4 separate regions of the Mus musculus genome follow, and regions 2, 3 and 4 are each linked to region 1. Evidence: chromatin loops called from intact Hi-C (ENCODE). Cell type or tissue: left cerebral cortex. All regions are shown on one strand. Region 1 holds the start of Card6 (caspase recruitment domain family, member 6). Region 2 overlaps Oxct1 (3-oxoacid CoA transferase 1). Region 3 has its middle 20 kb from the start of Fbxo4. Region 4 overlaps Oxct1 (3-oxoacid CoA transferase 1).

What was found. A loop is a pair of places that touch in the nucleus more often than their neighbours do. Peaks named below come from ENCODE experiments on the same cell type or tissue, not always from the same donor. Only the 100,000 strongest peaks of a DNase experiment are listed, where the experiment ranks them.
Region 2: it touches region 1 in a loop (3-fold over the local background); 17 of 42 quality-filtered maps call a loop at or near these places.
Region 3: a loop joins it to region 1, with 4 times the contacts of the local background. A loop is called at or near these places in 4 of 42 quality-filtered maps.
Region 4: a loop joins it to region 1, with 6 times the contacts of the local background. A loop is called at or near these places in 13 of 42 quality-filtered maps.

The regions. Positions count from the first base shown.
Region 1 is chr15:5,101,526-5,109,525 of GRCm38, reverse strand. It overlaps Card6 (caspase recruitment domain family, member 6), which reads left to right and starts at 993. Exons shown (of 4, transcript NM_001163138.1): 1 at 993-1,043; 2 at 1,150-1,438; 3 at 4,090-4,623. The coding sequence starts at 1,156. In left cerebral cortex, a CTCF peak has its summit at 3,058 (motif pointing right); DNase peaks (open chromatin) are centred at 1,597 and 3,024; H3K4me3 peaks cover 973 bases; H3K27ac peaks cover 690 bases.
Region 2 is chr15:4,040,229-4,048,228 of GRCm38, reverse strand. Oxct1 (3-oxoacid CoA transferase 1) reads right to left here. Exons shown (of 17, transcript NM_024188.6): 4 at 629-764. Among named protein-coding and RNA genes, the nearest start is that of BC037032, 17 kb to the right of the region's middle. In left cerebral cortex, a CTCF peak has its summit at 4,892 (motif pointing right); DNase peaks (open chromatin) are centred at 4,946, 5,138 and 5,480; H3K27ac peaks cover 205 bases.
Region 3 is chr15:3,955,142-3,963,141 of GRCm38, reverse strand. No RefSeq gene overlaps it. Among named protein-coding and RNA genes, the nearest start is that of Fbxo4, 20 kb to the left of the region's middle. In left cerebral cortex, a CTCF peak has its summit at 4,956 (motif pointing left); DNase peaks (open chromatin) are centred at 4,965 and 7,948; H3K27ac peaks cover 37 bases.
Region 4 is chr15:4,053,715-4,061,714 of GRCm38, reverse strand. It overlaps Oxct1 (3-oxoacid CoA transferase 1), which reads right to left. Exons shown (of 17, transcript NM_024188.6): 5 at 7,851-8,000; 6 at 3,940-4,046; 7 at 1,719-1,779. Among named protein-coding and RNA genes, the nearest start is that of BC037032, 30 kb to the right of the region's middle. In left cerebral cortex, a CTCF peak has its summit at 4,923 (motif pointing left); a DNase peak (open chromatin) is centred at 4,894.

The sequences.
Region 1 (8,000 bases):
GTATATATGTGTGTGTGTGTATATATATATAGTGTGTTTTGAGGCAGGGTTTCTCTGTGTAGCCCTGGCTGTCCTGGTACTCACTCTGTAGACCAGGCTGGCCTTGAACTCAGAAATCTGCTTGCCTCTGCCTCCTGAGTGCTGGGATTAAAGGCGTGTGCCACCACCGCCTGGCTGGAACTGGATTTATGGATGGTTATGAAGCACCACCTTGAGAGTGCTGGCAAATGAACCCAGGTCTTCTGTAAGAGCAAAAAGTGTTCTTACTGCTAAGCCATTTCTCCAGCTCCTACATTTCTAGAGGTGGGATTGCTAGAGGGAAGGGTTATACATTTACAATTTTGATCTATTTTTTACCTGCATTTTGAAGATTACTCTCCACAAATCAGTCGATTTGCATTTATAACATCACAGTTTAGGGCCCAGAGCAGGGATACCTAGCCCAATTCAATGTTCAAACGAAACATCCTGGAGGAGGTCCCGGGTTCACTTCATCTCGTTTTGTTTTATTGAGAGAGGGTCTAACTATGTGGTCCTGGGTGGCCTAGAACACACTGTGTAGACTAGCCAGCCACTAAACTGCAACGATTATTATTTTCCTGCCTCTGCCTTCTGAATGCTGGCATCAGAGGTGTGGGCCACCCTTTGTGGCATGTTCCCCACTGCCCAGTATTAGTGAAATTTAGTCTAGCCATCAAAAAGAGCAGAGAGTAAGGTTCCGGGTACAGATCAGTAGCAGAACCACATGAGACCTTGGATTCCAACCTCAGCAAGTGTACACACACACACACACACACACACACACAGAGAGAGAGAGAGAGAGAGAGAGAGAGAGAGAGAGAGAGAGAGAGAGACAGACAGACACAGAGAGAGACAGAGACAGAGAGACAGAGACAGAGACAGAGACAGAGAGACAGAGAGACAGAGAAAACACAGATAAAAGATCAGCAACAGGAAACCACAGAACCACAGACCGAGAGTGCTCCGGGCTGACTTCCTGTGTTTGTACTCTCTGTTGTCCTCTTTGCCCTCTCCAACAACAGGTATTTTTGACGCGTTTTATCTTTGCTAAGTAGGATTTCTGCCTTTCTTTGTTAACATAGATTTCTTTACCTGCCAGAATGACTTGATCCATTTCCTGGTTTGTAGGAAGCAATGGCTACAGAGGGTGCTTCCTCAGAACTCATAGAAAAAAAACGTACGAAGTTGCTCAGTGTCCTCCAACAAGATCCGGACTCTATCTTGGACACGTTAACCTCTCGGAGCCTGATTTCTGAGAAGGAGTATGAGACTCTGGAGGAAATCACAGATCCCCTGAAGAAAAGTCGGAAGCTGTTAATTTTGATACAGAAAAAAGGAGAGGACAGCTGTCGGCGTTTCCTCCGGTGTTTGTCTAATGCCTTTCCAGAGTCAGCGTCCACAGTGGGCTTCAAGCACGGTAAGTGGAGCTTTTAAAGTTTGAAGCAAAGGGGGAGGAAGCAGGTTTTCTAGAAGAGAAAGAGAATTGTTTCTGGTTGTTTGGATCTGACTTCCTGAGACGAGTTTTACTGAAATGTGAAACAGAATGTGTGTCGTTTCCAAGGCAGGGAGCAGTGGATCTCTCTGATCCAGGAGCTTGGCAATGGCTGATCACACTGTTCCAGCGTTTTCAGCTACCGTCTGGTGCCTGTTGCTTTGGCGGGGATTTGAAAAGAGCCCATTGTTGATAATGGCACCATCTAGGGTTTTCCTGTTTGTGTGAGTAAATTTGGAGATGTTTACATCCCCAGAGACCTTTGGATAGCCACGCTGAAGGTACAGGGAAAACCATTTTAAATGAACCAGTTGGAAGATCAGTAGCTCCTTGTCTGTGATAGGAACAGTAGTTTCTAGAAGTGTAGCTTCTCCATTTGATAAGTGATAAAGGTCTTGAAATTGATGCTTTATAAAATATGGTTATTTTTCTTTCTTAAAAAATCTGTTTATTCTAAAAATTTGTCCAGTCCCAAACTTTATCCAGCTAAACAGTTAGAATGACCATGAACCATGGATCTTCTCTCAGGGTTTTAGTCTTCGACTTTTTGACTTTTAGTTACATTTTTATTTACTTATCCCCATAAAAAGAGGAGGAAGGAATGATGATGGAGTTCAAACTGGGAGTGGAGGAAAAGTAGGTTTTTCTTCTATAATAAATATTGACTATACTTTTTTCTATCCTAATCCCTCTCAGAAAAAAATTGTATGAATTTTTTTAAAAATAAAAAATAGCTTTATATCTTCTTTCATGACGTATGCCCTTTTACCTGCATTCTGTCCTTTGTAACATAATAATATCTTTTGCTTGGTCTCCTTTTCAAATGTCATATGTAGAACCTACATTTCTATATATGCATACTAAATATGTATGACAAGAAAGTAGGAGAGCGAGCCGGGCAGTGGTGGTGCACGCCTTTAACCCCAGCACTCAGAAGGCAGAGACAGGTGGATTTCTGAGTTCCAGGCCAGTCTGATCTACAGAGTGAGTTCCAGGACAGCCAGGACTACACAGAGAAACCCTGTCTCGAAAAAAAAACCAAAAAAAAAAAAAAAAAAAAAAAAAAGAAAAAAAGAAAAAAAAAGAAAAGAAAAGAAAGAAAGTAGGAGAGAGCATCTCTTTTGGGAATAGACGGACTAGCTGGTGGAGAGTGGGAAGAGTGTGTTTGTAAGAGAGAGAGAGACAGACAGGCAGACAGAGACAGAAAGAATGCCACAATGAATACAATTCATTGTGGTTCAATTGATTAGTAAGAACTAGTAAAAATTTATAACATCTTAAAAAACATGACATGTTGGGCTGGAAAGATGGCTCAGTGGATAAGAGACTGACTGTTCTTCTAGAGGTCCTGAGTTGAATTCCCAGCAATCACATGGTGGCTCACAACCATCTGTAATGGGATCTGATGCTCTATTCTGGTGTGTCTGAGGACGGTAACAGTGTACTCACATAAAATACATAAATAAATCTTTAAAAAATGACATGTTACAAAAGATAACTCATGACATGGGGCAGGGACCTATTCTACTGTATTGTTTGGCAATTCAGGAAATGATCACTAGAGGGAGTTGTAGCTCTTTTTTTTTTTTTTTAAAGTAATCTAAAAGATGGCTCAAGATGATTTTAAGGGATGATAGAAAGGTAGGGGCTTAGGTTAAAACAGTGTGTGCTCAAGATCCTTAGTGTCGGACAGGTCTTGTTCTAGTTTCCTTTCTAGTCTCTGTATTCCGACAAACACAAAGTGTTTGTGGGTTTATTTTTAGTTTATAATTATAGGTTACATTCATCACTGTTGGAGCAGTCAGTGGCAGAGGCTTGAGACCGCTCCTTACATCATTTCTACAGTCAAGAGCAGAGACAAAATGCATACATACTTGCTTGCTTGTGCTTAGCGTGGCTTCTGTACCTCAGACAGCTCAGATCCCCTGCCTAGGGATTATGACCACCCACAGTGGCTAGCGTGGGTCTTCCCACAACAGTTAACTTATAGCAATGCCATGCCCAATGGCCAACTCAATGCAGAAAACTCCTCACCTGAGACTCTCTTCTCTAAGTTGTGCTGACAGTTAAAAGTAACCTTTTACAACAAACCTCGTAATCCTCGAAAAAAATGGATTTTACTATATCTAGAATTCAGTAATTGTCTTACTCTTTAAGAATTACTGGGATCAGATTTGCTTAGCAATGGCCCAAAGAAATCTGACTGCGGGCCTCGTCAAGTGTATAATTAAATACTGTTCATAACAAATATACTTCTTTTTGCTTATTTACCACGTGAAGTGATTTGTTACTACTGATCAAATGCAGTAGGCATTCGATCTATCATCCAGTGAAACAAAGAAGAGAGATTGAGTGTGTTCCTGTAGCCTTAGCTAGTGAGGAGGACTGAGGTATGAATATATTTGAGCTCAAGAGTTTGGGCCAGCCCAGTCAACACAGACAACAGTTTTTGTCTGAAAGAAAGGAAGAAAAGGCAATAAAAGTAAAGGGTGATGCTTTGAAGATCAGAGACGTCAGGTAATTTAAAATTGTTACATTGAAAAAGCAGAAGCAATAATGAAATGCTTTCTTTTCAGAAGTTCCACGGCAGGAAGCTGAAGAGACTGTGGGGGTGAACAGGAATTCTGAAGATCCCCTTTCTCTTGGGACAATAATCCCGGAGATAGCAGAGCTCTCAGAAGAGAAAGAATGTCTAGATCTGAGAGCTTTGAAGTTCTTCACCTACAAGGAAAGTGGCCACAGGGAACTTGCAGTATCCTCCCGGGAGAACCAGGAAGGGCATGGGACACCGCAGGTCACGGCTCCCCATTCAGTCAAAAGAGTTGAGTATGAAGTCCCAGCAAGTATCACCTTCTTAAGCAATGGACAGAGATACGAGGAGCCAGATGATTCGCTGTACTTAGAGGAAGGGGAACATCAAGAGTACCTTGGGTTCCCTGAAGATGTCGAGACTGTCTTGGAGGAAGAGGCCGGCAAGGACCCACAGTGCTTTGTATATGATAATGAAGAGGAATGGGAGAATGAAGAGACCATGGGGTTCTCCAGTGAAGCCAGTAGCTGTTCAGAGATCAATTTCTCATTGGAGGAGGAGGAGGAGAAAAGCGCTGAAGGTATAGAGACAGTGTGTATCAACTTATCTATGGACTAAGAAGGTGCCATGACACATGATAGGGCAAATCAACTAATCAGAAACCTGGCATTTCTCTGATGGTGGCTTTCTCCAGGGGAGGGTATTGAACGAAGGAGTTCTCAGGTCTAGGCCAATGGGAGACAGTACCGTTAAAAGACTCAGTGTCTGAGGGAAGCATATTTGAGGACCTCCTCTGACTACCACAATCTGTGGATATTCCAATCCCTTATTTAAAATGGCATAGTGAACCAGGCCTGGTGGCTCATGCCTGAGATCCTAGCACTCAGAGGCTGGGGCAAGGGGACCACTGGAAATTTGAGCCTAATCTGAGACACAGACTGAGTTCCAGGCCAGCCAGGGCTAAGACTGAAAGCCTGTCTCAAAAAAATTGAAAGAAAGAGAGAGAAAGAGACTTGATACTTATATGTAACCTCTATACATTTTTAAAAATATATTTATTATGTTTTAGGTTTAACTGCTCTATAGTAATTACATGTATTTATGGAGCATAAGTGTAATATTTCAACAAATGTGAACAGTGTGTAATAGTCAGGTGAGGGTAATCGCCATGTCTCTTGCCCCCGAAATGATTTGTTGGGGACCATTCAGAAGCCTTTTGCTGGGTGAGGGGTACACGCAGGTGATGCCAGCACTCCGGAGGCCCAGAAAGGAAGACTGGGAGTTTGATGTCAGCCTGGGCTAATGAAGTCCCGTCTCAAAGCAAACACAAAATAAAATAGCTCTCTATGCTAGCTGATCTAGAAAAATTAATTATTCTCAACCAAAGATGTCTCACTGTGATACAAAATATTAGAAGTTATTCTTCCTTTTTATATGCATACCCAGCTTTTAAATTACATCATTCATTCATTTATTTGTGTGTGTGTAGGTGGGGGATCTGGAAGTTAGAGGACAATTCTCAGGAGTTGTTTTTCTCCTTTCTTCATGTGTGTCCCAGGGATCCAGCTCAGGTCATCAGGCTGGGCAGAAAATGCCTGTACGTACAAGGCTGTCTCCCTGGCCTAGAAGTTATTCATTTATTTATGTATGTATTTTTAAATAAGATAGAGGTTTTGTTTTTGTTTTTAATTTATTTATTTAATATATGTGAGTACACTGTAGCTACCTTCAGCCACACCAGAAGAGGGCATCGTATCCTATTACAGATAGTTGTGAGCTATCATGTGGTTGCTGGGAATTGAACTCAGGACCTTGGGAAGAGGAGTCAGTGCTCTTAACCGCTGAGCCATCTCTCCAGCCCCTAGAAGTTATTCTTAACTATTGCACTCCAGTACCCGTTAACCATCTTCTCTCCATCCTCCCTTCCTTCCTTCAATCTCCTAGAATACCCACACTAAAAAAAAAAAAAAAAAAAAAAAAAAAAAAAGAATACAGGCTCTATGTAAATAGTTATTTTTCAGGGAGATAGAACTATTTCCTTGAAAAAAGTCAGTCAGTGTGTTCAGAATAAACATATTTTCCCAAACGTTTTTTTTTTTTTTTTTTTAAAGATTTATTTATTTATTAAATGTAAGTACACTGTAGCTGTCCTCAGACACTCCAGAAGAGGGAGTCAGATCTCATTACGGATGGTTGTGAGCCACCATGTGGTTGCTGGGATTTGAACTCCGGACCTTCGGAAGAGCAGTCGGGTGCTCCTACCCACTGAGCCATCTCACCAGCCCTCCCAAACGTTTTTGATCTGCAGTTTCTTGAACAGCAGATCCCTAATCTTGCATATGGAAGCTGTCCATATGAGCAGAAGTAAACACGGATTATTGGCTTAGTGATTTCTATAGTCGCTTCCCATTGTGCAGTAGGGGTTACCTTACTCATTTATTTCTGTTATTTTTTTAAAGATGTATTTATTTATTTTATGTATATGAGTTCTAATGCTATGTATATGAGTACACCATTGCTCTCTTCAGACACACCAGAAGAAAGCATCAGACCCTATTGTAGATGGTTGTGAGCCACCATGTGGTTGCTGGGAATTGAACTCAGGATCTCTGGAAGAGCAGTCAATGCTCTTAACTGCTGAGCCATCTCTTCAGCCCATTTTTTTTTCCTGTTTTTAATTAATCTGTTCATTGACAATTTCATTTATGTGTATATAATTATGTATTCTGGCCACATTCCTCACCTTCTATTATTACATATCCACAAGCCCCTCCTATACCCAACAAGCCTCCTGGCCACTATCAGGTCCTCTGGTTTTGTGACCCATTGAGTTGTCCAGGGTCACCTTTAGGGCACTAGTGTGCATTAAACATTGGAACATGGGCACCTCACTGGTGCTATACCGAAGACTTGCCTCCTAGCTGCCACCGACTGCCAGTAGCTTCCCACAACCACCACTGACAGCGCCAACAGGCACATTTCTGTGCAGATGGCTCTGAGTTCATGAGCACAATGACATGAGTTCAATAGCAGACAGTGTTCTCAAGGCCCTTGTCTCCATCTGTCCCTTCTTCTACAATGTTCTCTGTGTATTGGAAAGCATCGAAGGGATGTTCTTTTAAGTGCTAAGCACTTACTAGTCACATATGGATGAGTCCCAGCCATGGACACCTTCCTCTGCAGTGGGCTTGAGACCCAGAGCAGAGTCCCCTGACATCCAGGGTGGCCTTGAAGCCAGCATGGCCTGAGGATGACTTTCAGCTTCTGATCTTCCAGCCTTCACCTCTGAAGTTCTAGGATTGCAGGCACAATCCACTGTTCATGGTTTTATTTCGTGCTAGTGATGATATTGTGTGCGTGCCAGACAAGCATCCTACCTCCCAATCTACATATCTAGTCAGTAGCCACTTTGACATTACCTTCTGTTTCAGCTTAAGGCACCTTGGTAATTTTAGAGGCTTTGTAACCAGAAAGAAATTGGGTTTTGCAATTTTTAGGTTTTTTTTGTTTGTTTGTTTTTTCTTTTTTCGAGACAGGCTTTCTTTGTATATCCCTGGCTTTCTTGGAACTCACTTTGTAGACCAGGCTGGCCTCGAACTCAGAAATCCGCCTGCCTCTGCCTCCCAAGTGCTGGGTTTAAAGGTGTGCACCACCACGCCCAGCTGCAATTTTTAGTTTTAACCATGGAAGTGGAGATCATTAGTAGAGGAACTTACAGTGTACAGTTAGGGTTCGGGATGTCTGTATCTGGTCCATTCAGCACCATTCTGACAAAGAGACACCTATGTGTGCAACCTTTTATTTTTTGAGTACTTTAAGTATAGATTTGTTAAAAATGAAAGTAGAGTAGGCAACATGACTTGGAGTGAACCAACTCTTGAATGTTGTTCTTTGACTATCACATGCATGCCACGGCATGCACATCCACACGCACACCACACTAAACATAAAAATATT
Region 2 (8,000 bases), 1.1 Mb after region 1:
AATATTTTTTTCCATTTGCCCTTACCAAATGTGCTTCCCCATCTCTCTGTCCACTGCCTAAGAGCCTGAAAGGACAGTTATGTCTGAAGACAAAACCCCTGTTGACAAAACCCCTGTTGGTGTGACCCTGCTTCCCCAAAGGAAAGACAGTCCCTATCACCTACCTCATCAGTGTTCCTCCCACCCCAGCCCTGAAGCTGCAAAGAAGGATGAAAGAGAGGCATGGCGCCACTTGGTTGAGGAAAGAAACATTATCTTCTTTTAGTTTAAACACTTTAATAAGTATAAAGAAGTTTCCAACCCTGACGTTCATCAACTCTGACTTTTAGTATAATCTCAGATATTTCAGCAAGTCATTTTGTTTGTTTCTGACTCCATGGACACTGTATTGTCATATTAAAAATTGTATCCAGCAGCTTGAATATTTTCTACTTAGAAATACCTAATCTTCCACAGATCTGGAAAACATTAATCCTCCAGGAGCCAACAGAAGTGACCTAGACACAAAATTTCTTGGTTGGACCAAATACCATCTCTCTGTCTTAAACAACAACAAAAATTTAAGAAAGAAAAATGGAAGTTTTCTATAAACCAGCACTGTGAAACAACCGCAGAGAGACTTCCTTACCTGAGGTGTCAGCTCTACTTCTAATTCACCAGAAAGGAACTGTCGCTCAAATTCTGCATTTTCTCCCACATATGAGGAGATCATTCGTTTTATCTGCTTGGATCGAAGTAAAAGGCCCAGGCCGAAGTTGTCAACCCTAAAAGGAGAGGAAGGGAATTGATAACCATGAGACTGTCTGACAGAACACTGTTAATATCTTGGGTTTTGTTTGTTTGTTTGGTTTTTGGTTTTTTTAAGATGTGAAATTTAATACTTTGGAGGAAAAGAAATCTAAAAAATTCTATTCACATTTTCCTTCCACCCCTCACCACTGCAAGACCTCACAAGGCTGCTCGATGTCCTTATTTTACAGGTGGGGAGAGTACAGCTTAAAAAGCTGACAGAGATCCGAGCACCTGGGAGACAGAGGCAGGTGGAGCTCTGGGGTTGAGGCCAGCCTGGTCTTCAGATGAGTTCCAGGTCAGTCAGCGCTATGCAGTAAAATCCTATCTCAAATCCCCCTCCTCAAGATCTCAGAGAGTAAAGGGCAGAGCTATTGCTCTCCAGCCCACATCCATCCCATAGCTCCAGAACACGTTTATTCTTTCTCCTACTGCAAAGTGGACTTGAGAGAGAACGTAACAAAGATGCTTCGAAAACACCCCAAAGCGCTGTGCAGAGGCTTTCTGTGTCCAGCTGGAAGGTACGGGTCTCGAGTTAAGATAAAGATGCGCACACTCATTGAAATATGACCCACATTATACATAAGTCTAAGAACATTTGTCCTATATCACAGACATTTACCTAACAAGAGTTACATACTTGAATGTTCTCAATCCTCTCAAACAAAAAGACTGCAGGTAGCAAAATGAATCCTATGTCTCTTACAATACATATATTTCGGTTTAATACTCTAAAGAACTCAGATTATTCTTAGATATGAAGCAAGTACTATATCTCCAGATGAATATATTTCTTCTTTATTTCTATCATATTTTCAAAGAAAAAATGTACCTACATTTTTATTAGATATTCTCATTATTTACATTTCAAATTTTATCCCCTTTCCTCATTTCCCCTCCAAAAAGCCCCTATCCCATTCCTTCCCTACCCCCCCCCTCACTAACCCACCCCCTCCTGCTTCCCTGTCCTGGCATTCCCCTACACTTGGGCCCTTCACAACACCAAGGGCCTCTCTTATCAATGATGACCCCCAAAGCACCCTCTGCTACATCTGCAGCTGGAGCCATAGGTCCCTCCATGTGTACACTTTGGTTGGTTGTTTAGTCACTGGGAGCTCTGGGGAGTCTGGTTGGTTCACATTGTTGTTCCTCCTATGGGGCTGCAAACCCCTTCATCTCCTTGGGTCCTTTCTCTAACTCCTCTATTGGAGATCCTGTGCTCAGTCCAATGGATGGCTGTGTGCATTCACCTCTGTATTTGTCAGGCACTGGCAGAGTCTCTCAGGAGACAGCCATATCAGGCTCCTGTCAGCAAGCATTTGTTGGTATCCACAATAGTGTCTGGGTTTGGTAACTGTATATGGTGTACCTACATTTTAAAGCACAATTTCTGTTATAAGATAGACGAATTATTGAATGGAAGCTTCCCTCCTACTCAAAGGTTCTGGAACTTCACTAGGCAATGAGAGAGAGAAAACAAACTTTGCAGGTTGGTATGTCTGTCTGGGGCAGTCTCACTATGTAATCCACATCAGCTGGGGACATAGGACCCTCCTACCTCAACCTGCCAAGGGCTGGCTATAGAAAACTACTTTTAAGGATCAAATATTTTTGGCAGTGAAAATCATACTGATAACAACAAATAAATAGGATTATATAACAAAGATATGATTGTATAATCTAGACAACAAAGGAATGATTTATAAACAGAAAAAAAACATGTCAGTTGGCAAGGGCATGAAACACAAGGATTTTTCTCGTGTGCTAAGATGAATGTATACCGACCACTTTAGGGAGTGGCATTGGGACACTGTTAGCATTGAAAAAATAATACTCTGACACTAATAATAATAATAATAATAATAACAACAACAACAACAACCCTGAAAACAGTCATCCTTATGCTACTGAATCATCATTTCCTCTCATGTCTCTACCAAACCAGAATTCATACTTAATGCTCACTAGACAACATATATAATACATCCTTCAACACAGTGCCCATTACAGGCAAAATGAGAGCCTCCCACCTGCCCATCCACAGAATAGATAAGTTATAGTTTATCCAGACAACTCAGTCAGATACAGCAACGAGACTGCACAGTGGACCTGCACTAGCCACCACGGACAGACTTAGACAGAACACTGAGTAAAAAAAGCTATTCACAAACGTGTGCATGTTGAATCACTTCCTTTACGAGGGCTTCAGACTTTGACAGGATTAACGTGTGTGGTCCAAAGTGTCCATAATGTAGATGGGGCAGGGGGACAACTTCCCAGTGACTGAAGTGACTGCAGGCATTAGGAAGTGAGTTTTCCGGAGACTGATCCTGTCCTGTGTTCTTTGTACAGGTGTTGGCTACATGGCCACTCAGCTTGTAAAGTCCCTTTGGTACATCTATGTAGGGTCAGTTTTCTATATCACTCTATATTAGGTATCTACAGTTTTTTTTAAAGGATAAAACTGCCATGAGAGTCCCAAGGTGGGAACCCTCTGAAGAGAAGTGGGGAGGGGACAATGGGTGGAGGGATTTCTAAGGACAGGACTAGGAGAAGAAGAGGAAGGGGGGCTCCGACTGGGATGTAATATGAATAAAAAAATAAATTATGTGAAAAACTGCAATGAGATTGACTGTGAAATCTTCTTAGAAACAGCGGCCTGTATTTCCTCCTCTTGAGGGCCACATTCACGTTCTGCTGGGCTGTGTGGTCTGCACAACTCACTCATCCAGCAAGCCCAGACTGAGTGCTTATTCCACCCTAGAGAAGGGATGTCAGCCTGTGTGGCTACAGCCCAGAGAAGGCTTATGCCTGTCCCTGTGTAGACCTGAGAGTTCCGAGGAAATAAACAGGAAGCCTGTAATTGCAGCAGAGGGGAGGGATGTGTTAAGTGATGTCTTTAGAATACATGATGGGAACACAGAAGATCAAGGACCACAGATGGAGAAGGGGGTGGAGAAAGTCTAGCAAGGGGAAAAGGTTGTACAGAGGTGAAAATACACAGAATCCAAAGAAAACACTGTTTGAGAACAAGGTCAGAGATGGAGATCCTGAGGCAGGAGGCATCTTGCTCAGGGCTCAGAAGGAACAGCATGTGGACTAGAGGCAGGAGTGGGAGGAAGGCCTGATTGTGATCTGCCTGGAGGGACTTCATCCTGAAGGACAGAAGATGGCAGGCGATTAGATGGCAATTCAGCTGACAGGAGACAGGCTATACCATGGATTCTGAAAACCCCATCAAAGGCAGGGAGATCAGCGAAAGGTCAAAGACGGTGAGCGTCTGAACTAAGGTGGAGGCGGCAGCAATGGAGAAGAGGGGGGTCGCTCAATCAAGAGACACTGGGGAGACGGTTCATCCAGCTGAGCTGCCTGGCACAGACACACGGGACCTAACAGAAGAGTGAACTGGGGTTATTAATCCAATGGCCCCTAGCAACATCCCACATGTTTAACATGCAAAGGTGTTAAGTATGGCAGCCTGTGGGACAAACTACTAGCATTTCTTTCAACGACCACTTGCCTATGTTCTGTTAACAGGCTCACCAGTGCCCATTCCGATTCACAGGGCTCCTTCATGATCTGTAGGCTTGCTCTTCCCCTCCCCACAGCATCCTGCACACCACATCCCTCGAGGCCTACAGTTAACGAGAAACTGTTAATCATTCAGAAATCTGTGCTTCCTACCCACCAGAGGCATAAAAATACCTATACAATTTACATTCTCTTTCTTTCTCTCTCTCTCTTTCTTTTCTCTCTCTCTGTCTCTCTCTCGCTCTCTCTCGCTCTCTCTCACTCTCACTCTTGCTCTCTCTCGCTCACTCTCTCTCACTCTCTCTCTATAAAAGAAAATTAAAGGCTAAGCAGCATTTCCTTTCCCTTCCTGGTGCAGTTTCCGTTAACAGGTTCCAATGAAGTCCGTGAAGGAGATCACACACAAGATCGACTTCACCTCACCCAGGGCAAAGAGGGGAAGTGGCAGGGCTGTGGCTTCTCATCTACCCAATCTTCCCCTAAGTACAGAAGACAGTAAGCAAACCCCCACCCCATAGTTTCCTACTTTGAAAACTTCTTTAAAGGGGGAAACAGCCTTATGGGTTAATAACATACTTGTCCACTAGAGGGCTCCAGGTGCCGGAGATACTGTCTTCTTAGTGAGTAAAGTTTTCTGTTCTTTCTCTCTTCTGGTTTTCTTTCTCCTTCCTCTTCCTCCTTCTCTTTCTTCCACGCCCTTCCTCAAGCACCCTTCCTCTAACCTGCTCCTGAGACTCAGGCCCTGCTTGACGTTAGCAATTCCCCCTCCTAACTTAGCTTCTTTCAGCAGCCTGGTGCGCAGCAGAGCTCAGCAGCTCCCTCCTAGAGATGGGCAGAAAGAAACCTAGAGGAGTGATCTTTAACTCTCCACCCACCAAGTCTATCTCCACAACCTGTTTAGGCATCAAACCGTTTCTTGCTCCCCGTTCTACCTGGTACCATCTTTTAGGGCAACCTCATCTGCTTCATCTGCTTCTTCTGCTTCTGCCCCTACAATCTACTTTGAATATGGCAGCCAAATAACACTTTATAAAACATAGAAGTAGAAAGGGCCACCACTCTGCAAAGGTAGCCTTCATTCGGAATAAAGCAAAGTGCTCTAGAGCAGCAGGCAAAGCCTGCCAATTGCACGCCTTCTCTGTCTCTGACATCATTCCTGCTGGGCTAGTCTTCTGTCACTTCTCTGCCTCTCTGTTGTCCCTTCAGCTCCCCAGGTCCTGCCAGACATGCTTCCCCAAGGGCCTTTTCCTGTCTCTGAAACTATTCTCTGCACGGCTGGCTCCTCTCTCACATCCTTCAAGTGTGGGCTCAGAGGCGACCTTAGCATCATCCTGATTACACCACTGATTGCTGACAGCAGCCTCCCTACTTGGTTCCCAATCCTCTTGCTTACTTGCTTCCTTTTTTTACCCCATGTTACACAGCTTTCCAATGTATCAGAAAATTTGCCCATTTTTATGTTGACTACCTATTATCTGTCTTTCCCAAATAGAACAGAAGGTCTGTGACAGGTCATACCCTGCTGGTGCTGGGGGGGAGGGAGGGGAGGGATGGAGGAAGAGGAGGAGGAGGAAAGGGGTGGTCGTGGTGGTAGTGGTAGTGTGTTTTGGTTTTGTTTTCTGTTTTCTCTTTCACTTCTGCATCCCAAGCACCTGTCAGCTATATGACAAATAAAGGTGACTGCAGAAATACTTGGTGAGCACTTGTCAAAAGAATGTATTGCTGCATTTCACATGCCCCTTCCAGCCAGAGCTTCTGGAACAGAAATGAACTATCCTGTGACTAAGCAGCCTGACAAAGGGCAGGGGGAAGCATGCGTTTAGCTTAGAATTCCAGGCGGGCAATGGTCCCCCATCGCAGGAAAGACAAGGCAGGACATTAAACTATCCCGATCACAGTCAAGAGCAGAAAGGGAATCCCTCAGGGATCCTTGCTCGCTCTCAGCTAGCTTTCAGCCCTACAGGATCCCCTGCCTGTGCCCTCATCCAGTCCAAACAGTCCTTCAGTGAATGATGGGTGACATCAAAGCTGACCAGCTCAGTCACTCTGTATTCCCTACATGTCCCTCTGGGTCCAGTGCTAGCTTCCAGTCAGTTCAGTAGCCAGGGTGGCCAACATCCACCATGAACCAAGAAGCTCTCTGGCCACTGCCTGCTGCTTGGGGTGAGCCTAGGGAAGGCACTATCAGAGAGATTAGGGGCCAGAGAACAGTGATGGCAGGATCAGTAATACTCACGCTCTCTTCCCCACCTTCTATGTATAAAACCACTAAATGCTGGCTCTCGTAAGGCCTCCAGGCACACACCAGTGACAACAGTACCCTTCTGTTATTGTCTACAGGGTTATTTAAGGGTCATGCTGCTTTCGTGCCACTATAATCTGTCCTTTTAAAGGAGTACCTTTGGTAAACTCCTCAGCTACCAGGGATAATATACTGAGCTATGACTAATAAAATCACAATCAGAAAAAAGCCCATTTGGTTTCTGTAATTTTAAATGTCTGAAGCTCCCTCTAAGCCTACAGAGTCCATTTTAAAAACCCAAACACAGTAGGTCATTCATTACTTGGAAGTTTTCTGACCACTCTTTCACACCTCTCTGTTTCTGTATATTTTTGCAACACATTACACATTTTGGCTCTATTTAAAGATTACCTTCTGTATTTGCTGATCTTGGCTCTGGGGCTGACTATGTATTTGGCCTTTGCTTTGTTTTAGACTAGTCTCCTGGCATAGCAACAAGGCAATGCCTAAGATTCTCAACAACTGGAACAGATAAAGAACAGTGCTTAGGCCTTGAAAAGTCTATTAGTCGCTTACAAACAGAGTGTGTCTTTCTGCAGTGTCTCTAATGCATGACCTCAGAGAACACATTTGTCTGATGTAATAGTATCATCATGGATGATAAAAATAAAATAATAAGTAAGCTATATCCCTAACACCTAATGGCTCATGATACAAAGACCAAAGATGTGAACCCCAGGGCAAATGGGGACATGCCATTTCTAATAGAGAAAGAAGCATGAAAGAGCCTCTGTGCTCTTTGGTACTAAGGGTGATTCTTTCTTTCTTTCTTTCTTTCTTTCTTTCTTTCTTTCTTTCTTTCTTTCTTTCTTTCTTCCTTCCTTCCTTCCTTCCTTTCTTTCTTTCTCTGCTCCTCGATACTGAGGGTGATGCTAGTGGGCTCTGTGCTCTCAATACTGAGGGTGATGCTGATGGAGTTTCCAACAGATTGTACTGCTTACTTCCAGAAGCCAACATTTCTCTAGAATACCTAAAGAAAGAAAGCTCTGAATTTTGTAGGATTGGACATTTTAGTGGTTAAAAGAACTCTAAAGCCAAAAATCTGTGGAGATCTGTTAATGTGACACTGCACAAAAGACATCCATCTTCTGAAAATATTTAATTTCTGAATCTGAAATTTAACCTCTTGAAGCCATGTGTGTGGTACCACGAAACCCAAAACTCCAGAGGCAGAAGCAGACATATCTCTCTGAGTTCAAGGGCAACCTGGTCTACAGAGCCAGTTCTAGGACAGCCAGGTCTTGGTCTACAGAGCCAGTTCTAGGACAGCCAGGTCTATACAAAGAACCCCTGTCTCAAGGAGAGAAAAAAAACCCAAAATACTCTCTTAAATATCTACTTTCTAAAATTTCACTTACTGGAAATAATTATTTTAAAA
Region 3 (8,000 bases), 1.1 Mb after region 1:
AAATGAGGTTACCGGATGCTTAATGACTCTTACACTAAACAGCAGAATGTACACACAAAGACTGGCAGGAACTGAACAATAAAACAACTGAGACAAAGTCAGCTCTATCTAAGGCCAGCCATAGTCTTAGAAGCCAGGTGTAAGGTCTTTACACTCCTAGGGCAAGGGCTTTCACACCCAAGTCATGGTTCTAATTAGGGAGTTCTGCTCTAGCTAACCATCTCATGAATAATGCAATACTCTAAAACCACAGCCTGATCTACTTCCTAAACCATTGTAAATTCCTGTATATGGGAGCAACTTGGCTTTTATTCTAAGTGATAGTGTAATACCAGAGGCAATTCTGAATGTCACTGAATAGCCAACATTCTTACTGAATTCCAAGCCCATGGTCAGCTCAAGGACTTTCTGGGATGTTGGAACACTGGCGAAGGCTTAGCTATTTCAGAATTCAATCTTAAAAGGCACTTATAAGATAATACTAAAAGAGAGCACGTGGGTCCATACACCAGACTAACGTGGGGATAGGGTATGAGTATATGGGTTATTGAGAACGCCAAAGCTCCAGGAGGTGAGTTTCCGTGAAACTCTTTGCCTCGTGAGCGCTTCCAGGCCTCTCAGCCTGCCAAGCCTGGAGTGTGAGTAGCACGGGAGGACACGTGATGTTTAGAAGGGCTATAAATAGGACTCAGTGGACAGTGACAGAGATGGGAGAGGCTTGTATAGCTAGTTTTGCAATGCTTCATTGGTCACACACCTTCATTTTGCTGAGAGAGGTACAGCACAGAACTACTGCTGGCAGCCCTGTTGGTCCTGGTCACTCCTGATGACTTGTGCCAATTGGGCTTTTTGCTGGGTTGTGCTACTGAACTTGACTGGTGGCATCCCCACAATTGGAGATTAAAATCTCCCCCAAGGAACTACTTTTGAACAACATACAACAGAGCCTCCATGCTTCTTCTGGACTGATCTGCAGTTGCTGACTCCTGATTTGTGTGAGCTGAACTGTTAATTTCCTGACAATGCAGATTGGATTTGCTCCAAAGAACTACTTCCAAACAGGTCCACTCCCCCGAATCATAATAACCTTTCTTTCCCAATACCTCTGGTGGGTAATGGGCTAGAAGGAAGATTAAAGCATTTACGAACCCTTATTAAAGTAGGTTTTGAAGAATCTAAGCCTACAGGTAACTATTAAGCTAATCATCATGAGATTATTCTCATCGTCTCAGGAAGAAATGCTGCCATTATTTATTGATGCCCTAGATGAACTTCTTCTCCCCCCACACCTTTTTTTCTCCTACATTTTCTCCTACATTTTCCTACTGCATCTGTTAACTTTTAAGAACCTCAGTAATATTTTTGTATTTAGTTTTTTTCATTTGGCTCTTAGCATTTTTCTGCTAATTTTTATTACCATAGTATTTCTACCTGCCATCCTGTCCACCTTTTATTTGAGGCTACATTTCCCATCTATTTCATGTGCCTCATTTTAAAGGGCACTTCAAAAAAGAATATTAAACTTCGAACTACGTAATTTCTGTATTTTCTTTTTGAAGCAAGCTCACCCATGGTCCCCTTTTCATGAGCCAGCTGCAGAGAAGGGTCATCTTTCCAGTTTCTTGATGGGCCCAGCTCATTTGGAGCTGAGACTTCTGTTTGTTTACGTGTGGCTCATATTGGCTTATGTCTCTTCTTTCCTTTTATGCAAGTCCCTAGCATCCAGCAGTCAAGGAACTGATTGCTTTGATTCCTTCACCTAGAGAGACCTTTGTTGCCTGTGTGTTTCTGCTTTCTGCTTTGTGCCTTTTTGGAGGATTCCCCAAGCCTAAGCCTTTGAGAAGTTCCTGGGTGTTTTGTTTTGTTTTGTTTTGCTTTGCTTCCCCCTCCCCTTCCTCTTAGCAGAATTCCTTTGCAGGGAGAGTTGTTAGGCAGAGTGATTAGTTTCCCCACTTTATGTCTTTTATTTGCAACCAACCCACTAGGCTCATCTTATTGTCATCAGAAGAGGCAGTACTATTTTTATTCTCTTCCCAGGAGGAGGGGGCAGGGGGGAGTGGTGGTGGGTGGGTGTTCCTACCTGCTTCTAGGCTAATATTGCATCCACTTATATACAAATACACTATTGGCCCCAAGAAAGCAGATTGGGTTTTAGTCACACAAGAACTCATGTGATTTAGACTTCTTTGCATCTATTGTTGTTCTGGCTTAAAGTAAAGAGGTGTTCTTATTGCTTTGTTTTCTGTCTTACATTTCACCAACTGCTCTTCAATGGATTAAGAGAAAAGAATGTTTTTATTCCTTTTGTCTTGTTGATACAGTGCTGTCTTGTGACCTTCTTTGTCTTAGTTGAGCCTCTTTCTGGCTTTTATAGTGTCTCTTAGGCACCATGTGATGAAAATTTCGAGACTCATTTATTAAAGCATTTCCTAATGTGGTGTCTACGTACAGTAGCTTCACTATGATTATTTAATTAGTGAGCACAATTATATCTTGTGAAACATTTTCTGTACTCTCATTTTCCCCTATAGTTATCATTATTTCATATTTACTGCACAGTGTGATGATCCTTCTGTCTTTCTCTCTCTGTGATGGGACTTATGTCACCTTTACAACCCTGACCTTCAGAATTAGTACTAAGCAGGTTTGTATAATATATGGGCTCAGACTGTTGCTAAAGCCTCAAGAAATTATTTTGTTTCTTTTTCCACTTCACTCTGTTAGTGACAGATAATGTAGTCATTGCCTGCATAGACATTTAAATCAGTTTGGAGTGGTGCATTAGTTACTCTTGGTTGCTGCAATGAAACACCAGAACCAAACACCATGACGAAAGTGTTTATTTTGGCTCAGAGTTCCAGAGACAGTTCCCTAATGGCAGGGGAGGCATGGCAACAGGTGGCCAGAGTAGGAACCCTAGAAATCACATCTTCAACCATACCCAGAAATAAGAGACAGTGAATTGGAAATGGGACAGGGCCATAGACCCTCAAAGCCCATCTGCACTGATGTGTTTCCTCCTCAAACATCTATAATCTCCTTAAACAGCATTAGTAACTGAGGAGTGGTTGAGGGCTCTAACAAGTGTACCTATATGGAACATTGCCTGTTCTAACCATCAAGGGTGGGACCACAACTTAAAGTCCTGGTTTTGTACTCTTAGGCAAATTTCTTTGCTTCTATGTTTCCAAATTTTCTTCAATATAAAGTCAACAGAAACAGTTACAGCATCTACCTCATATGGTTCTTAAGAGATTCAAAAAAATAAGCATTTTGAAGTACTCAAGACAGTGCCTGATGTGAAAAGTTCTCTAAAAGAGTTTGTTTAGTGTTTGTGACATTCAGGGAATTAGAATACTGCTGTTATCAAATGTTATTTCTTTGCTCACTAGAAAACTCGGCTATACAAATTCTATTCATTTTAAGAGACAAGATTAGATGAAGTCATCTGGGAGATTTTCAGTGTCTCCTCATTAGAATATCATAAATATTTTAATTAGAGCAAAAATTTGCTAGCTAAATATTTAATTTTTTAAAGCATGATTTACTGTATCAATCTTGTATCGAAGTACATTGAAGAATTACCTTCTAATTACTATATTTTGTTTGTGCTTTTCTGTGTATCTTGGTTGAAGAAAATACAAAAGTGTTGAGTCTAGTTTAACTTACTAATCCAACTTCTATACTTCTCTGAAATATCTTTAATAGAAAAATGCCCATGCCATTACATTTAATACTGGCTATGGAATTCTTACCCTCTAACTCTTGGTTCTAAGAACCAATGCTACAGATCGAGGATGATCTGTTTTTGTCTTACCCTATTTTGACATAAGAAGTGCATAAACTCCTTATGCCACCATTATCAGAAGACTGTTCTTAAATTCTGAAAAATATCCCTCTACTATCCCTAGACTTCCAGAAAGTGGAACTGTTACTATATACAGACGAGGGAATCAGTGAGTAGAAAAAAGGCTCTTCCAATGCAACTTTTTAACAATTGTGATAATATTGGGATCTTCTGTACCTGACTTACTAAGATGGTGTCTGTGTTATTAAGTGAATATCCATAACCACTCATTTTAGTAAATTAGGCCTTTCAGATTTATGAAGTAAAATTTTGGTCTTGTTTAATATTTTTAAATTTGAAATTTTCCTCATGAAAAAAATCATTAATGAAATTAGTAGACTCTTATTTATATGTTTAGAGTGAGCCTTTCTGAATTGAAATATTTAAAATGAGTATGTTAGGTATAGTATAGTAGGGTTTAGTTTTGTTTTGTAAGCCAATTTACAATTTTTAAAAGGGTTGGTTAAGTCTGTTTTTATTTGTCTGTAAAATTAGCACATACTATTTTATTATATTTACTGTTTTATATATGCTGCCATTGCCTTTCTGTTAATCTATGTTCAAGGTTAACTTATTTCCTATTGTGTTATAATATCAATTTATGTTGCAAACAAACATGTAATACAACTCATAGAATAGTGTGTCTTTTTATGTTTTCCATGTTTGTACTGTTCTTGTGATTACATTTTTGTTATTGTTCTTGTTATTATATTCTTGATCTGGCCTGTGTTATCTTAAATATGTTCCAACTTAGTCATCAGTTCTGAGGTAATAGTTTATATTTGGTCCCAGAGTTCAGTAAAGTCTCATTTCACATTATTTTGTGTTTTTTCAAATTTCTAGTTTAACTTTGAGTTATATATTTTTTTCAGACTCTTTAAATCCCTGCAAATGCTTGGTTAAGGATATTTCATTTGATTGCCTAAATTGTTTTGCAATAATTCTCCTCATCTGAAATGTTTTGCTCTTCACTTGGTATTTTTGATTACAGTAACTTATGTGAATGCAGAGTTTTTAGTTTCCTTTCATTTGAGTACCTAGTGCTTTCTAGGCTAGCTCTAAGTGGCAAAAAGGGAGGAATGAGCACAAACTACCTTTCTTAGCTTTCTGGCGCCCTCTTCTGTTTCTCTGCTGCTGCGCAGGTTTTGTATATTCTTTATCTGTGTGTGGTTTTGTTAATAACTTATTTGTTTGATTATTTATGTATGTGTTTATTCAAGGCAGAGTCTCATTGTACAACCTTCTGGCTGGCCTGCACTTTAACTCGTGGCCATCCTGCGTCAGCACCCACACTTAGTAGTGGATGCATTTCAGCATCCACAATCAAGGTAAACGAGTAGGAGGATAGGGGTCTGCGTATCTTGGTTTCAGTTTTCTTCATGTTTGTGGAAATTTTATTTCTGACATTTACATTTTCTCTCCCTGTTGCTTCCCCTAAACCTCCACAGTTCAAGTCCTCACGTTTTGCATAATAGGTACAGCTCCCATCTCCAAGGTCCGACCTTTATTTAGTTCATCATAGCCGGACCTCGTCTTCGGTGGGGCAGACTTATTCTCAGCACCTCTGCCAGCAGGGTAGCCCTCTTCTAGAGGAAGATGATTAAATCCCACTCTGTCACACTGATGTCGTTTTTACCGGCAGTCTGTATCTGGCTCCCGAGTCTGGGTATTTGCTTTCCTCGTTTCATGTGAACTGTTCCACAAGTCGGGCTAATCTACACAGGTTGTTGCCAGCTTTGTCCATCTTTAAATCCTCGTATGGCGTATTCAGATGTGTGAAGGCCCTTAAGGTGATCACATCACCCCGTAGAATATTAGTTTTACTTTCCGAGAACTTGTTATACAGGGCCTCCTCTCCTGAGCTGTGAGTCTTTGCCTTATAATTTCTGCATGTTAATCATAGAAATAATAAAGAGGAAGACAATATTTTTGTTTTGTATTTTTGATTTGTTTGTTTTGTTTTTTGAGACAGGTCTCCCTGTATAGTTCCAGCTGTCCTAGAACTCATCATGTAGACCAGGTTGGCCTGGAACTTAAGAGATCTGCCTGCCTCTGACTCCCAAGTGCTAGAATTAAAGGTGTGCCCCACTACATCTGGCCAAAATTTTGTTTTAAAACAAGCACAGTTTCCAGTCATAAAAACAAATCCTTTTTTTTTCCTTTGGAACAACCATCCATACAGATCCTTTGCATGGAACTTCCAGTTACTACGGGCAGAGCGAGAAGGAGATATAGCTCAGTGCTGCCCAGCCAAGGCAGTCTGAAGAGTTCAGAGACCTCAACCCGGGTGGAGCAGGGACTCTTGACTCTAATGGAGGAAGAAATTTCAGAATGCTTCAATATGAAGCAAAGTTGGAGTCTGTTCAGAAAAGATTTTTAACCCGTATTGAGGCACAGGAATCAGGAGGGGGAATTTGAGGAACAGTACAGTACCCCTAAAGACAAGTATAGACTTCTCAAGGGAATCATACATAAGTGTCTTAACAATAGACATATGTAGACTTTGGGCAATTTTTGTCTAAAGGGTTGTCAAAGAACTTCCCTCCCCTCCCACACTCCTTTCCTGTTGGGAGCCGCGCCCACATTCGCCGTTACAAGATGGCGCTGACAGCTGTGTTCTAAGTGGTAAACAAATAATCTGCGCATATGCCGAGGGTGGTTCTCTACTCCATGTGCTCTGCCTTCCCCGTGACGTCAACTCGGCCGATGGGCTGCAGCCAATCAGGGAGTGACACGTCCTAGGCGAAATATAACTCTCCTAAAAAAGGGACGGGGTTTCGTTTTCTCTCTCTCTTGCTTCTTGCACTCCTGCTCCTGAAGATGTAAGCAATAAAGCTTTGCCGCAGAAGATTCTGGTCTGTGGTGTTCTTCCTGGCCGGGCGTGAGAACGCGTCTAATAACACTTTCCCAGTTGGGATGAATGAGATCATATGGTGGGTGACTCCATAGGTCACAGAGTCTGAAACAATCTGTTCTATGCTAAAGAGTTAAGACATATCTTTAGACGAGAAATGAAGTTCATAACTTTATTTGTGTGATTCTCAGACGGTTGAAGGAGACAGAGGAGAAAGAATGAGGTTAGACTCGGAGCATATATATGTTTAGACCTCAAACATGCTTCATTGCTCTTTTAACATTTTATTGAAATATCTAGATTTGATTTTTATGATTTTACCATTAAATCAATTATTATTTGTACACACACACACGTCTGTGTGGGTGCATGATGTGTGTAAGTATGGGTCTGAACACACCACAGGGTGCATTGTGGAAGTCGGAAATTAACTTTGGGGAATTTGACTCTCCCCTTCCATGATGGGATCTCTAGATTCAGCTCATGTAATCAGAGTTGTGTCTCTCACCTCCCAGGTCTCTGGTGCATTCTGGGGGGTGGGGGTGGGGAAACATCCTATTTCCTGAGGTTGCCTGTATACATTCTTTCTGCTGGCTCTCAGGGCTTCAGTCCTTTTCCCTCACCCAATACCAGGTCAGGTTTCCATCTCTCCTCCATTCCCCATGCTCCAACCTGTTCACTTTCCCTCCCAGGTCCTTCCCTTCCTCCCCACTTGTGATTGCTTTCTTCTCTCTAACAAGTGGGACTGGGAGACAGAGGTGTCCTCACTTGGATTCTTCATCTTGCTGAGCTTTTTGAGTTCTGTGGACTGTATTTTGTGTATTCTGTACCATTATTATTATTAATCCACTTTAAAGAGAATTTTCCCCTGGCCAGAGATTGTCTTCACTTGGAATTTACATATGATGAATGGAATGATGTTGGCCCCCATAGGCTCACATGCTTGAGAATGTGCTCTCTAGTTGGTGGAAGTGTTGGGAAGGATCAGAAGGCGTGGTCTTGTTGGAGGAGGTGTGTCACCTTTGGTGGGCTTCAGGCTTCAAGAAATTTTCCTTTTCTGGTGTTTTTTTTTTTTCTTCCCTATTTTAGAATCAAGATGTGAGCTCTCTCTGTTCCCTTCAGCACACTTTTGCTCTGCTTTAATGGGCTCTGCCTGAAACTGTAACCCCAATTAAATGCTTTCTTTTGTAGGCTGCCTTGGCAACAGAAAAAGAAACTAAGGCTCTAGGGCTGCAGAATGCATGAAACAAGGAGTCCTGCTTCTTGCTGCTGCGGCATTGACCTTTGTAAGCAATGATG
Region 4 (8,000 bases), 1.0 Mb after region 1:
AAAAGTTTGCTTTCTTTCCTATAAGAAAAGCATTGCTGAAAGGAGCAGTATTATAGTAGGAAACAAAATTTAAACTCTACCCATGATAATGCCAGCTTCTCCAGTGCCTGCAGGCTAGAAGAGGGTATTGGATGTCCTGAAACAGGAGTTACAGAGCATTGTGGGTCATCATGGGGATCCTGAGAATCAAACTCTGGTCATCTCAAAGAACAGCCAGTGCTCTTAACCCCAGCACCTGAAGAGGGAATCTTAGGAAAGTCTGTTAATCATCATTAATGATGATGGAGGGCCTATCTTGGACAAACAGTCCTGAGTTGTATAATAAAGCAAGCTGAGCAACCCATGTGGAGCCAGCTAGTAAGCATCATTCCTCCATGCCCTCTCCTTCAGTTCCTGCCTCCGGGTTCCTGTCTTGAGTTCCTGTCCTGACTTGCCTGGATGATGGACTACAAAATATAAGATAAAATAGACACCCTTTCCTCCCCAAGTTGCTCAAGTTGGTCATGGTGTTTTATCAGATCACCAGAAACCCTAACTAAGACAGTCTTTCTTTAGCAATCTACAGATGTGTACCACAGTCTTGTCATTAAAATGATTCAATAAGTAAGGAACAAGATACATAGGTGTGTAAGCCATATGATCTATTTTTCAAATGCAAACAATACAGAACCACTGCAAAATAAAACTGGATGGAAAATGTCACATCCCACATCACTGAAAACAAATTATGCTTCACTTTCTCTTTCAGGAGAAAGCGCTCCTGAAGTGTCTCCATGAAGTAACATCTTAGTCAACTATAGGCAAAGCCAAATATCACACAAAAGATGTCACACAGCATGACCATCGGATGAAAAGGCTAGAATACAGTCACATTTTCATACCCCAAAGTGGGTCCTACAAAGTCCTCCCAAAGGAAGACGATGCCAAATTTCAAGTAACATTTGGTTCCAAAGTGATCCTCAAAGCCAAGCTGAGAATCAGTTTGAAGTCTCCTTCACATATGTATAACCCAAGAGGCAGGAGGTTTGTATAAGCACCTATCTCTATTCTGGATCTGATAAGTGCTGGCTCTAAAACTGACCAAGCCTGTTTCAAATGCTAAGATGCCCAAAGGTGTCATTCAATGCCCAGATTCAACTCCTCTGAGGAAGCACATTGCAGTAGTTATTTGTTCAACCATCCTGTTAATGAATTCCCAGTACCTACCTCAGACCACCGATCAATTTCAAGTGGTGTGATTTCCTGCTTTACCAGAATACCATATACTGTTCAGTCGTGTACCTGTGACTGTACACATGACTGCCTATGAGACTACGGCAGTCCCACAACATCATATGACTAAGTGATAGTGTACCTACCTTAGTTGGCATAAGTCATTCTATGATATTTGTACAGCATAACATCATTTCTCATTGTATTCTCAGATGATTTCTTGCCATTCAGTGGTACATGACTGCCTATTAACTCATCTTAGGATTTTTCATCTTATTTTGTTCAGACACCATATTACTTTTATAAGCCAAACAGATCTCCAAAGACAGAGCAGCATTCTAGTCAGCACATAGTATGATCAGAAAGCTGTCGACTATTATAGATCTAAATTATATATTAAAGAGAATCTCTCCATATGTGAAATAAAACAAAAACTTGCCCTTCCTAGCCCTCCTGAAAACTAATGCAAGAGAACCCCTCCCCCATTGCGAAGCCTCGTTTCTTACCTCCACCACGGTAGTTCCTGCAGCTTTGCACATTGGCAGATTGAAGTTTCTTGCACTTTTCCTGTACCAGACAAGGAGGACAGAAGAGGGAGAAGGATCAGAGACCTGAAAACGCAGACTTTTCCTCTCCCAAGAATCGGCATCGACGGGTGCATGACTTGCACCTGTCTTCAAATGTAAAAGATCTCATGGCCATTTCATTCAGTCTGTATGATTTTTATAGTAGGTGGAAGGAAAAACTAAATTTTTCATGCTCAGTCAATAGCTTTTACACAGAAAAATGAAGTGGGTATTCATAAATGTCTGAAATAACTCCTCCAGTCTTTTAACCAAGATTGGACTTTGCTCCCATAGTGAAACAGTTCTCATAGTGCACTGAGAAACTGCACACACACACAGGGATGTGCACTACGGGGATGTAGCTTGGTAGTAAAGCACTTCCTTGGTGTGCACCGGGCCCTCGGCTCTAACCAGCAGTAAGGGAGAGAGAAAGGGAGAAGGGGCTTCACAGAAGCCCTTGTCTTTTCTCCAAGCGAGGAGCCTCTGTTAGCTGACACTATAGGAACCACTCACTGGTGCTCAGTGAGCCGTCTAGCGAGTCCTGGGAGAGCAAGTGTGGGGGTCTGGATGAGCCCACTCACAGTGACTCTGAATGGGATTTGCATCCTAAGACTCTCGAGCCCTTGAGCACTGTGCTGAGAGCTTTCCCTTCACACCGAAGCTCAGTGGCCGTCAGCACCTACACATGGGCAGCTTAGAGCCACCCAAGTTAAGTCTTCAGAAAACACAGCTGGGCATGAGAACACAGGGTGAAATTCTACAAATGTCTTAAGTAGTTAACTGTCACTTGGGGTATAACTTCACTCATTTTTTTATAAAGCATCAGAACTCTACAAGCATCACAATAAAGGTCAAAGAAAGCAGGCAAGATGTCAGATGCCTGCCTAGAATTTCCAGTAGTCATTGTATACCACACGCCTAGAATACAAGGAATCAGAGCATCAATATCTCATTGAGTCCTTCAGAAATAATAAATAAAGGAGTAAATAAATAACAATGAAAGTGCCACTGACAGTCTGACTGTGCTTGATGCCAAACTGCATGTTAAAATTTTTAAAATTTAAAAAACCACAACCCTTCTTTTTTTTTTTTTTTTGTTTTTGTTTTTTTGAGACAGGGTTTCTCTGTGCAACCCTGGCTGTCCTGGAACTCACTCCTTAGACCAGGCTGGCCTTGAATTCAGAAATTCGCCTGCCTCTGCCTCCCAAGTGCTGGGATTAAAGGCGTGCGCCACCACACCCAGTCCGCAATCCTTCATTTAAAGCAGCAAATAACAAAACTGAGAGAGACCATATAGCTCACCTGTTATATACAGAGCCCAAGTGGCCCTGTATAGTTCAAAACACAACTAATCTACAAGTCTAAGACATTAAATACTCATAATTACTTAGAATTCAGTATGCAAAGGTTAATCAAACGACAGGAAAATCATGTAGGCCCGTGGCTATCCAGAGAAGGAAAACAAGCATTTGTAAAGATCATTAGCTTTTCAGACAGAACCTTTAGAAGGTTCTCCTAGGTGACATCAACTGTACAAGAAAAAAAAATTCACCTAAACTATTATTTATTAACGATCTTCCCCAAAACATCAGCGTAATCTTGACACTTTATGATCCTATTTAGAAATAACATGAAAATAAAAGATAAGTGCTGGCTGCTGTCATGTTTGCAAAGAAAATACTCTTGGCAACTAAAACACAGATGGGAGAAAATGGTTGTATGTAGCTGTGTACAAGAGTACATCAACCCATTTCTTCTTAAACGGGGTCTCATGTAGTCCAGGCTGGCCTCAAACCCATTATACAGTGAGGATGACTTGGAACTTCTGATCTGCCTAATTCCACCACCACCCCCTACCGCTGGGAATGTAATACCATACCCAGTGTGGGCAATCAAACCCAAGGCTTGGGGTGTGCTAGGCAAGCACTCTACCAATACAGCTACATCCCAGCCCTAGATCCAGTTATGTAGCAAGCCAGTAAGTTTAGCACATCAGCAGGACCACCAGCAGGCACTCGAGGTTCTTCTGGACACGTGCACATACACAAGACTGTAAGCCATTTTAAAACGGTCAGGCAGCATCTCACAAGGAGCAGAGTGGACTGCCTACAGTGGTAGGTTTTGCTGTGTTCTATCCTGTTTTGTTTAACTAGTACAGTACCTGAAAATCACATTGCCTGCCCGGTCTGCTTTCCATGCTTTCACCAGAGCAAAATCTCCCGTGATGGCTTCCTCCAAAATGAAGTGCTGACCGTTAAACTCCCTCACCTGCAAGAGACAAATGAACGCTGTCAGGTATTTGTGCAGGATGCAGATGCCTGGGCTCCTAAGAGGCACACGCGAGGAGCGGACGCCTAGCGACAGTGGCTTTTTCAGGGAGAGGGATCTCAAGAGACTTCTTCGGTAGCAGAAGGCTTCCTCAGAATAGTCCAGCGAGGCTTCAGGAAGAGAATGTGCTCACGGGTTCCACAGTAAGGGCAAGTCTGGTACATTTGAGAAACTCAAACCTCCACAAGTGGTACAGGGTGTTAATATTCATTTGACTGTGTGCCTTGGTTACCTTTGAGACAATGGAAAATAGTCCCTCTTTTCTTCTACCCCCCTCCAAATTAAAACGTGTATGTTACAAGAAATGGCTTACCTCTTGTTTCTCTTTAACCGTGATCTATAATTTGTGTTGAGAGAATCAATGATAACAGAAAAGTAACCTAACTAAAAAGCAACACTGCATGCCTCCCTACTGTGTACACAATGCAGGCCTCCGTGTAGGAGCATCTTCATTTACTTCCTTGGATAGATTCTCTTCACATAAAATCCTATATGAGCTTTGCATTTGCTCATAGGAAATTCTTGATTTCCATGCTACTATAAATGCTGGTTTTAACAAATTGCACATTATTAATATAACACAATGCTATTGACTTGTTTTTTTTGTTTTGTTTTGTTTTTAACATTTACTGCCTTTTGGGAGAGACTATAAAAACCAAACTCTTCTTTCCCATTATGTCCTTCCTGTCTTTTCCCTTGGAGATTTGCCTCTGGGAATTAAAGAGAGAACTGAAACAGCACCAGGGAGGGCTGGATCTGTCTTGCATAAATGCAGCCCCGTGAAGGCAGAACTCCAGTCACATTCCTCCTGTGCCCTCTAGTGGAAAACAGACGGGATGTGTTTTTTAGAAGCGTCCAACACAGCGTTGGGGTCTGCTTAGCTTTGTTTGGGGTGGGGGTAGGTGATGATATATGAACGTGGGGTCTCATATACTCCATCACTGAGGTTCCAGCCTTCCTTCTAGAGCTTCAAACAGACTATTTCGTAAAGGAAAGTTTCTCCAAAGATATCTCAGTTTCTAGCTAGAAAACATGAGCTATGAAAACCACCAGTGAAGACTTCACTCCTATGCAGTTACATGACACTAACTGCACATCGACACACACAATTATTTTAAAGGTTTATGTCCTTCATAAATCATCACTGTGAACATCAACGATGGGGCGAGTGATTATCATCCAAGCCCTTGGGATACAGAGGCAAGAGGACTGCTGGGAGATTCAGAGAAGCCTGGGCCTACAGAGTTTCAATACCTCCATAACAAAGCTTTCACACAAGGAAGCAAACAAACAAACAAACAAACAAACCACCAGGGATGAAGGTTGAGACATAGAAAACACAAGTCTTTTCTAAACACGTTACCTAGCGTTGCCTGTTCTACCTTTCAAAGACGGAAGCTACTAGCTTCATCAAGCTTACTGCCTTGCTCACTTAAAGCAGTGCATTTGGCCTCGGGCTCATCTTTAGGTTCTTCTTGAGTCCACTCCAGTTAGATTTTGCCAGTGACCTCTGTGTCTGCACACCCCTGCTCAGTTCTAGTCATCCTTCTTCCTTTAACCCAACTGCTCCCTCTTTTTATTTCTCAAATCACCAAGCTCCCTGCTTTCCTTTGAACCTCCCTTCCCATCTTCTACTGCAGCCTTTCTTCTTCTGTGTGGCCATTAACTGGTAAGGAGGGACTCTCCATTCACACAGGTGTCCAGGACACTGTCTAGCCCCAAGGGTCTGAATGCCTACATGCATGCCCTGCCTCCTGTTCTATAAACTTTCTGACCAGAGTCACTTCCTCTTGAGTCTCCGGAACTTAAGTAAACCTCTTCCCAAACAGACTGAGATCTTCTTACCCCATGCATTGCCATCTCAATAAGCAGCAATCATTTTCTGTCCTCTGTGTCACATGTGGCTCTACCATCAACATCCGACCTAATTCTGATCACTTAGCATAAACTCTATCTCACCACCTTATCCCAGCTCCTGTTCATTCCCCACCAGGATCAATGCACAGCCTCCCAACTTGGGCCACCATAAAACTCACCGCTCAATAGTGAGAGTTATCTTCACAAGATGTAACTCAGAACACATCACATTCATATGTATTTCACTAGCTTCTGACCATAGCGAACGAACTCTAAGCTATGTGAGCAGACGATAGGCAGAATAGAGATCGAGGGAGGCAGGGATGGAGAGAAAAGAGACAAAGGAGACAAACGGATACACACAGAAAGTGGTCAGAGAGGTACTAAATTCATGCACCAGGCTCTAGACACATATGAAAAGTTAGAAAAGATTCTATCCTTCCAGTCTCTTGGGGTATGTTAAGGTTACATTTTCTAACAAGCTATCAGAATATCAACCCAATTTTAGAGGGCACTTTTATCATATGCTCCTAAGCTCCATTTTCATTAGATTCCCGGGGTTGATTTGTTTTTAACCTAATTTGGCAATGAAAAAGTGAGACTAAATACTAATACACACATGTGTGCGCGCACATACACACACACACACACACACATTTGAATTAAAGCTGGAATCAATATGGGTCAGTCCCAGAAAAGGAGCAAAACTCCAGATGGAAGACACAGCTAGGGACAAATGTCAGACAGTAAAGGACATGATCATTGACCTCCCAGCTCCCCAGAATAGCAACAAAACCAGCAGCACTACATTCCCATCACTGGTGGACATCCCTTCATTGACCAGTTCATCTCCCTAGAGGTGGAGCCCAGCATTGTCACGTCAGCCTCTAGAGACTACCTTCCTTGAGCCACCAAGGCAAAGAGAATAGACATTTGTCAATTCAGAATAATGAATTGTTCTGTTTTTTAAAGCTGCTTTAAATCTAACTATGCCATATGCCCTATCTAGAGGTCTACTGTTGCCTAAGATGACTAACGGACCCCATCCTACCCCTCAGGCCAGTCAATGACACACTGAGCTTGTGGCTAGGATACAAACGATGAAAGGGATCCTTTGAATTTCCTATTCCATTACAACTGCGGCCTGGCTTTCAAGCTTTCAGACAGACTTTCAGATTTCTTCTGTTACTTTGTTTTCTTTCAGTCATGTTAGGAAATCTGATCACAAGAGCTTAACGCAATATACAGTAAACAACTTCTGGTTTTTTTTTTTCTTTCCTTCTTTATTATTTTATTTATTTACATTCTAAATGTTGTCCTCCTTCCCTCTTTCCCGTCCATAAACCCTCTACCCCATACTCTGTACCCCCACCTCTATGAGGGTGCTCCCCCACCCACTCCCATCTCACCAACCTAGCATTCCCCTATGCTGGGGCATTGAGCCTCCACAGGACCAAGGTCCTCCCCTCCCATTGATGCCAAATAAGGCCATCCTCTGCTACATATAGAGCTGGATCCATGAGGTTTTTTCTTTTAATAGAAACATAATAATCAATAAGTAAATGTTCTCACTTTTGTTAAAATCTTTTGGAAAATCAGCTAACTAACCCGAATTCATTTATTATATATACACTATAGCTTTCTTCAGAAATCCAGTTAACTAACCTTAATTATAGTATGATGTACAAATAATTCTCTTATTCTAATGTATTCTAGTTTCTCTCTGTGGTTTGTTTTAAGTATGAGCAGACACCCAGGTTAACTAAGTCTCACCCTTTTGAAAAGGAATGACTGTTTATCTCACGAAGGTAGCTATCAAACGCATCTACACAGAATCTCTTGGGGAGATTCATTTCGTAGTGTCACGCGGGTGGGGAGTTTTCTTACCTCTCGTGGCTTGCTGGCAATGGCAACACTGCCATCTTTGTTATATTTGATGGGTGATCCTCCTTCCTGTACCAGAGTCCCATACCCTGTGCTGGTGTAGAAGGCAGGGACTCCAGCTCCACCGGCACGGATCCTCTCGGCAAGTGTGCC